Linked DNA regions of Homo sapiens: region 2 is linked to region 1. A link is a contact called in ENCODE Hi-C or POLR2A ChIA-PET data. All regions are on one chromosome and are shown on one strand. Each heading gives the region's core, a stretch centred on a gene start or an enhancer-like site at or near the end of the contact. The rest is flanking DNA. Distances are from core to core; before and after follow the strand shown.

Region 1 (3,026 bases), core at 143-2,642:
CGTAAGGAGTCAACTAGAGACTTGATATATTAAAGAAAATCCATTGAGGCTCATGCCCATAATCCCAGCACTTTGGGAGGCTGAGGTGGGTGGATCGCTTGAGCTCAGGACTTTGAGACCAGCTTAGGCAACATGGTGAAACCCTGTCTCTGCTTAAAAAAATATATATACATATATATATATAGAGAGAGAGAGAGAGAGACAGATAGACAGACAGACAGACAGAGAAAATCCATTGAGAGCATCCCTTAACTGTGAATTTATGTTTGTTGTGGCATCTCTCTAGAAAATAATGTTGGTAAGCTAGAAGAGGGGACCTGCATGCTGGCATAAATGAAGCTTTCTACACTCATGTTTGTAGCAGCATTATTCACAATAGCCAAAAGTTGGGAGCCAATCAAGTGTCCATTGATGGATGAATGGTAAACAAAATATGGTAGATACATACAGCAAAATATTCAACTTCAAAAGGAAGGAAATGTCAACATATGCTACAACATGGATGAAACTTGACAACCTTATGCTAAGTGAAATAAGACAGTCACAGAAAAGCAAGTACAGTATGATTCCACTTCAATGCGCTACCTAGAGTAGTCAAGTTCATAGAGACAAAAAATAGAATGGTGGGCCAGGCGCGGTGGCTCACACCTGTAACCCCAGCACTTTGGGAGGCTGAGGTGGGCAGATCATGAGGTCAGGAGATGGAGACCATCCTGGCTAACATGGTGAAACCCCATCTCTACTAAAAATACAAAAAAATTAGCTGGGCGTGGTGGCGCACACCTATAGTCCCAGCTACTTGGGAGGCTGAGGCAGGAGAATGGCGTGAACCCGGGAGGAGGAGCTTGCAGCAAGCCAAGATCGCGCCACTGCACTCCAGCTTGGGTGACAGAGTGAGACTCCGTCTCAAAAAAAAAAAAAAAAAAAAAGTCGAATGGTTGTTGCCAGGGTCTGGAGGTAGGGGGTGATGGGGAGTTATTGTTTAACGGGTACAGAGTTTCCGTTTGGGAAGATGAAAACACTAGAGGTGATGTAGTGATGAATGCACAACAGTGTGAATGTCTTTAATGCCACTGAACTGCACGCTTAAAAATGGTTAAAATGGTAAATGTATGTTATGCACATTTTGCCACAATAGGAAAAAAAAAAAAGAACGAATCTTTTACTCATCAGCCAGAGAGCAAGTCCTGTATTTAAATGGATCACAACATCGTGGGCTCTGTGGAGATTTCTTAGAAATGTTCAGTAGAGTAGAAAGGGTTTAGCCCCTGATTGAGTTTGCTTTTGGACATAAATTAGTAATCATAGAGGCTGACAAACTGATTACTCATAAATCAGTCACGCAAAACAAAACACAGATTGCAACACAGTACCCTAAGTTTTACCAACTAGGCAGTTTTCCTATCTTGTAGATCAGGACTTTTCAGACTTGAATGTGCATGGGAATCACCCAGGCATCTTGTTTAAAATGCAGATTTGGATTCAGTATGTTTGGGGTGGAGCTTCAGATTTCTGTCTGTACAACCAGTTCCCAGGGGATGCTGATTCTATTGGTCCAGGGACCCAGTTTCAAGTAGCAAGAGTGTAGACCTCTCTGTAATTAAGATTCCTTTCTTTGCTCATTTGGCAAGAAAAAAAAGGTTCCTGTCCACACCTTGGAGGTAACAGCCTCCTCATGAAAATCGAACACAGGCATCTCCAGATTTAGATGGAAGAAAAGTCTGTGGGAGATAGGAATTATTCCTGGGATCCTCTCATTTTGCTACTTACTGCCATCAAAAGTCAGGTTTCAGGGATCAACTCCATCTTTTTCTCCACCCAACCATGGACATACTGTAAATAAATCCCTTGCACTTATTCTCTTTGGGTATAGACCAGATCAGCTGCAATTTCAGAAAGAAAGAGAGAGAGAGAGAGGGAGAGAGAGAGAGGGAGGGAGGGAGGGGAGGAAGGATCAGCTGCAATTTCAGAAAGAAAGGAAGAAAGAAAAAGAAAGGGGGAGAGAGAGAAAAAAAGAAAAAGAAAGGAAGGAAGGAAAAGAGAGAGAGAGAATGGGAAATAAGAAAAATATGAGAAGCAAACGACTTCCTTTGAAGTGCTCTAACATAATCATTCAGCATCTCCTCATTGCTTTTAGGCTCAAGCTCCGAATCCTTAGAAGGGCTTCTGGGGTCTGATGAGGTCCCTGCCCACCCAGCTCATCTCTCACTCTTCCCCTGCTTGTACTCTGTGTTCAGCCATATTGAATTCTTTTCTTTTCTTTTTTTTTTTTTTTTTTTTTTACAGTTGCTGTCTCCTTGATCTGGAAGCTTGTCCCTCCTTGTAACACCTGGCAGGCATTGTCTCTTCTGGAAAGACTTTACGCCACTGCCCTCTTTTGCTGCCCTTTGAGTTGGGTTGTCTTTCTCTGTCTTCATTTGCACACTGTGCTTACCTCTGGCACAGCACTTCTCAGTATATTTCCATTGTATTCCCCTGTCTATGTCCCCCCTGAACTGTGAGCTCCTTGAGGGATGGAAAGATGTCAAAAGGCTGACAAACTCAGTGTCTCGAACATATGAGGTGCTCAACGTTGAAAGAATGGGCAAATGAAAAAGAACTGTAACATTGTGTGACATTTGAAGAAGACATTGCTGGCCCGGCGCAGTGGCTCACGCCTGTAATCCCAGCACTTTGGGAGGCTGAGGCAGGTGGATCACTTGAGGTCAGGAGTTTGAGACTAGCCTGGCCAACATAGCAAAAACCCGTGTCTACTAAAAATACAGAAAATTATTGCTTGAACCTGGGAGGCAGAGGTTGCAGTGAGCCAAGGTCACTGCACTCCAGTCTGGGCAACAGAATGGAAGGAGTAAGAAAGAGGAGGAGGAGGAGGAGGAGGAAGGAGAAGAAGAAGAAGGAGGAGAGGGGAAAGGAGGAGGGAGGGGGGAGGCGGAGGGGAGAAAGGGGAGGAAGAAATTGCTTAGTTCCTAAAACACCATGATGTTGCCCTCAGAATGACTTTTGTAAAGGCCAAACACATTGACACC
Region 2 (2,877 bases), core at 71-2,570, 330 kb after region 1:
ACCTCCGCCTCCTGGGTTCGAGCGATTCTTCTGCCTCAGCCTCCCCAGTAGCTGGGATTACAGGCATGCGCCACCACGCCCGGCTAATTTTGTATTTTTAGTAGAGACGGGGTTTCTCCATGTTGGTCAGGCTGGTCTCGAACTCCCGACCTCAGGTGATTCGCCAGCCTCGGCCTCCCAAAGTGCTGGGATTACAGGTGTGAGCCACCACGCCAGGCCTAGCACTGCATTCTATAAATAATTCTTTTAAGTAAAATTCTCATAATATTAACCATCAACCATTTAAAAATGTACAACTGAGGCCATTTTCGTAAAAATAGCTCCATGTAGGTCAAAGACCACAAATAATTCTTACTGAAAGAATTTTTCAGTCTCAGATTAATCTTTCTAAATTATATCTTGTTCATGACCCAAGTAGTTAAAAAAAATTGTTGCTACCCACCACCTATAAGCCTAAATGCCTGATATTCAAGAACTTATTTCTAGATTATTAGTGATTCTCTACATGTGCACTCTAGGTCGGTTAAGTATAATTAGTTGTTTGCAATAAATACAGGAAAAATTAAATTCAAATTACGAATTTGATATGCCCTCTTTGTCTCACAAACCTTCAATTCTTGCAATCTTTACACATCTGGCAGGAAACTGTAGAAAGCAGATCCCATTTATAGGAAAGATGAATATCGCTGATACCCTTTCAATAGTCCCACGGCGACAACTTAGGCGGCAAGAATGAAGTGTGGGATGTGGGAACGAAGACTTCACAGTGTGTGGTCCCGTCCTCTCACCACCGTAATGAGAAATGACACCTCAGTTTGGAGCCTTCTAACTCGATTAGCTTTGGTAGGTGGAACGCAAGTCCTACAAACCTTAGACTGTTCCTTCCAGAGAGAACCACTAACCATGAACCTTCTGCACCAGGGTTTCTCAAAGTGCGGGCCACAGACCACCTGCTGCCGAATCACACGATGCTGGGTGAAAACGCGGATGGCCTGGGCCCCACCCTGGAATCTCAGAGTCCGAATACTTAACTACGGGTGTGGCTCTGAAGTCTGCGCTTTCCACCAGTACGCCAGGTGGCTCCGTCTTTGGCGCGCAAGTTTGAGAGCCGTGGGGCCCCGCCCTCCGCCAAGGTGGGCGTGGGTGGCGTAGCAGAGCCCCAAGCTCAGGCCGCCTGCGCAGGCTAGGGCCGGAGGCACGCAACCCTGAGGCAGCGAGTCGCCAAGTCTCGTATGCGCCCCGCAACGCGGGAACTAGGCGATCGCTCCACGCTCCTCCCCTCCTTTCCCCTCCCACAGCGTCCTGCGCGCATGCGCTTCGCAGCTTCTCTCGCCGCCGCGCCCCCAGCTGCTCTGGTTACGGTTGGTGTTTGCGAATTCTCTGCGGCACCTTCTTCGCTGAACTCCACCGTCAGTTCCATAGGCGCGCGCCCGCGTCACGTGGGCCGAGGTTCCGGCGCGGCTGCTGGCCGGCGGCTGAGCCGGGAGAAAGGAGCTGCGGCCACCGTTCGCCCTACTTCTGCGCCTCGGGGCGGGCGCGCCGGTAAAAATGGCGAAATGGGGGTAGGCGGCGCTGGACCTGAAGAGATGGGGCGCGCAGGTGGGGCGGTTGTCAGAGCCCCCTGACGTGGGCGCCGGGCTTTTATCGGCGATTTGATCTGGCGACCTCGGGCCGGCGCCTAAGAGGTCAGACTGCGGAGCCTGCGGGTCGCCAGCGGCCCCGCCGAGAGCCGGAGGCAATGGATGAACAGAGCGTGGAGGTGAGGGGGTTGTGAGGGTGGTGGTTAGTCCCCGCCCCCACCCGATGAGCGGTTTTTATTCGGGGAGTCGTGCCCATGTCCTCCCTCCAGTAGGGCACCCCTACCCCGCCCCTGCCGCTGTGGAGAGGGCTGGCCCGGTACCAAGGATGCCGTGCCCATTCTGCAGCGCTCCGGGTGTCTTGTGCTCACTGTTCCGCAGTCAGGTGGTGCGTATCCTGGAGTTTTCAAGGATGTCTTGGCACAGGTACTCATCCCCACCGGGTGTTTGCAAACAGCATCCTTTTCCGACCAAAACTGCAGATTCATCAGATGGATGTACCCTGCCACTCGCCACCAGTCCTTGCGAGTTCTTGAGCTGATCTAAATCTCCTTCCAAATGGATAGTCATCTTTCCCTCTCAGTGGCACATTTTGCAGGCTTCTGCCCTTCCTTCCTAGATTGAATCAGCATATATTATCTCATGTGTAGTTTCCAGAACAAACTCTTCTTTTTATAACTGATTCTTGTAAGCTGTGAGTTAAAATAGTTGGGATATGTAGGATATGTAAGTAAAGGCTAGGAATATATTTTAAAAGATTGTTTATTGAACATAATTGTGTAATCATTATCAAATTTTGAACCTTTCAGATACTGAAATAGGAAATCCTTGCTTTTTAGTAAGGGGTAACTATGTTATGGATATTCCACTTGAAACTAGTCATTCAGTAGTCTTATTGTCCACCCCGTTGCAGGTTACAGAATCTGCATCTCCCAGGTTCTTTCTGGCCCTACAGAGTCATGATGAGATTAATGAGTAATTTTCTCCTTAATTCCTCATATAAAGTATTATAAAGGTTTTGTAAACTTATCTTGGTTTTAGGAGGGTTTAATTCTAGAATGGAGTGAAAGTAAATGTCAGTAATATAAAAACAAAGTATACAATACAATAAGTATACGTTTAATTGTATCCTTTTTCTTGTTAAAAACTTTTCAGTTACTTCCTAAATTGATTAAATTGAGGCTTGCAAACATAATACTGTTTCTTGTATTTACATATTTTTGTTGTTGTTGTTCCCAAGATCGCTTTGAACTACCGTCAACATTTTCAATTGGGGCAGAATCTCAGGTTCAAATAAGTA

Evidence for each region. Hi-C counts contacts between places; a loop is a spot of excess contacts on that map. ChIA-PET counts read pairs that join two places held with the same protein, here RNA polymerase II (POLR2A). Pooled maps may share reads with other maps.
Region 2: a loop to region 1 is called in a pooled map, with 20 times the contacts of the local background. The contact joins the promoter of TRIM37 here to the enhancer-like site in region 1. A Hi-C loop is called at or near these places in 11 of 50 pooled maps. POLR2A ChIA-PET finds 5 or more read pairs at or near these places in 2 of 52 experiments (WTC11 and activated naive CD4-positive, alpha-beta T cell).

Annotation. Positions count from the first base shown.
Region 1 is chr17:59,433,782-59,436,807 of GRCh38, reverse strand. The region is part of intron 2 of LINC01476 (long intergenic non-protein coding RNA 1476); the gene reads left to right. Among named protein-coding and RNA genes, the nearest start is that of MIR4729, 69 kb to the right of the region's middle. Within about 2 kb of position 1,392, at least 3 of the 41 ENCODE cell types and tissues checked have a DNase peak (open chromatin) inside an H3K27ac peak, as active enhancers do.
Region 2 is chr17:59,105,323-59,108,199 of GRCh38, reverse strand. TRIM37 (tripartite motif containing 37) reads left to right here and starts at 1,320. Exons shown (of 24, transcript NM_015294.6): 1 at 1,320-1,759. The coding sequence starts at 1,739. LOC124904039 (a long non-coding RNA gene) reads right to left here and starts at 1,104. Exons shown (of 2, transcript XR_007065864.1): 1 at 609-1,104. RefSeq lists enhancers at 797-876, 917-966, 1,337-1,436, 913-1,572, 1,527-1,656 and 2 more and a silencer at 1,097-1,206.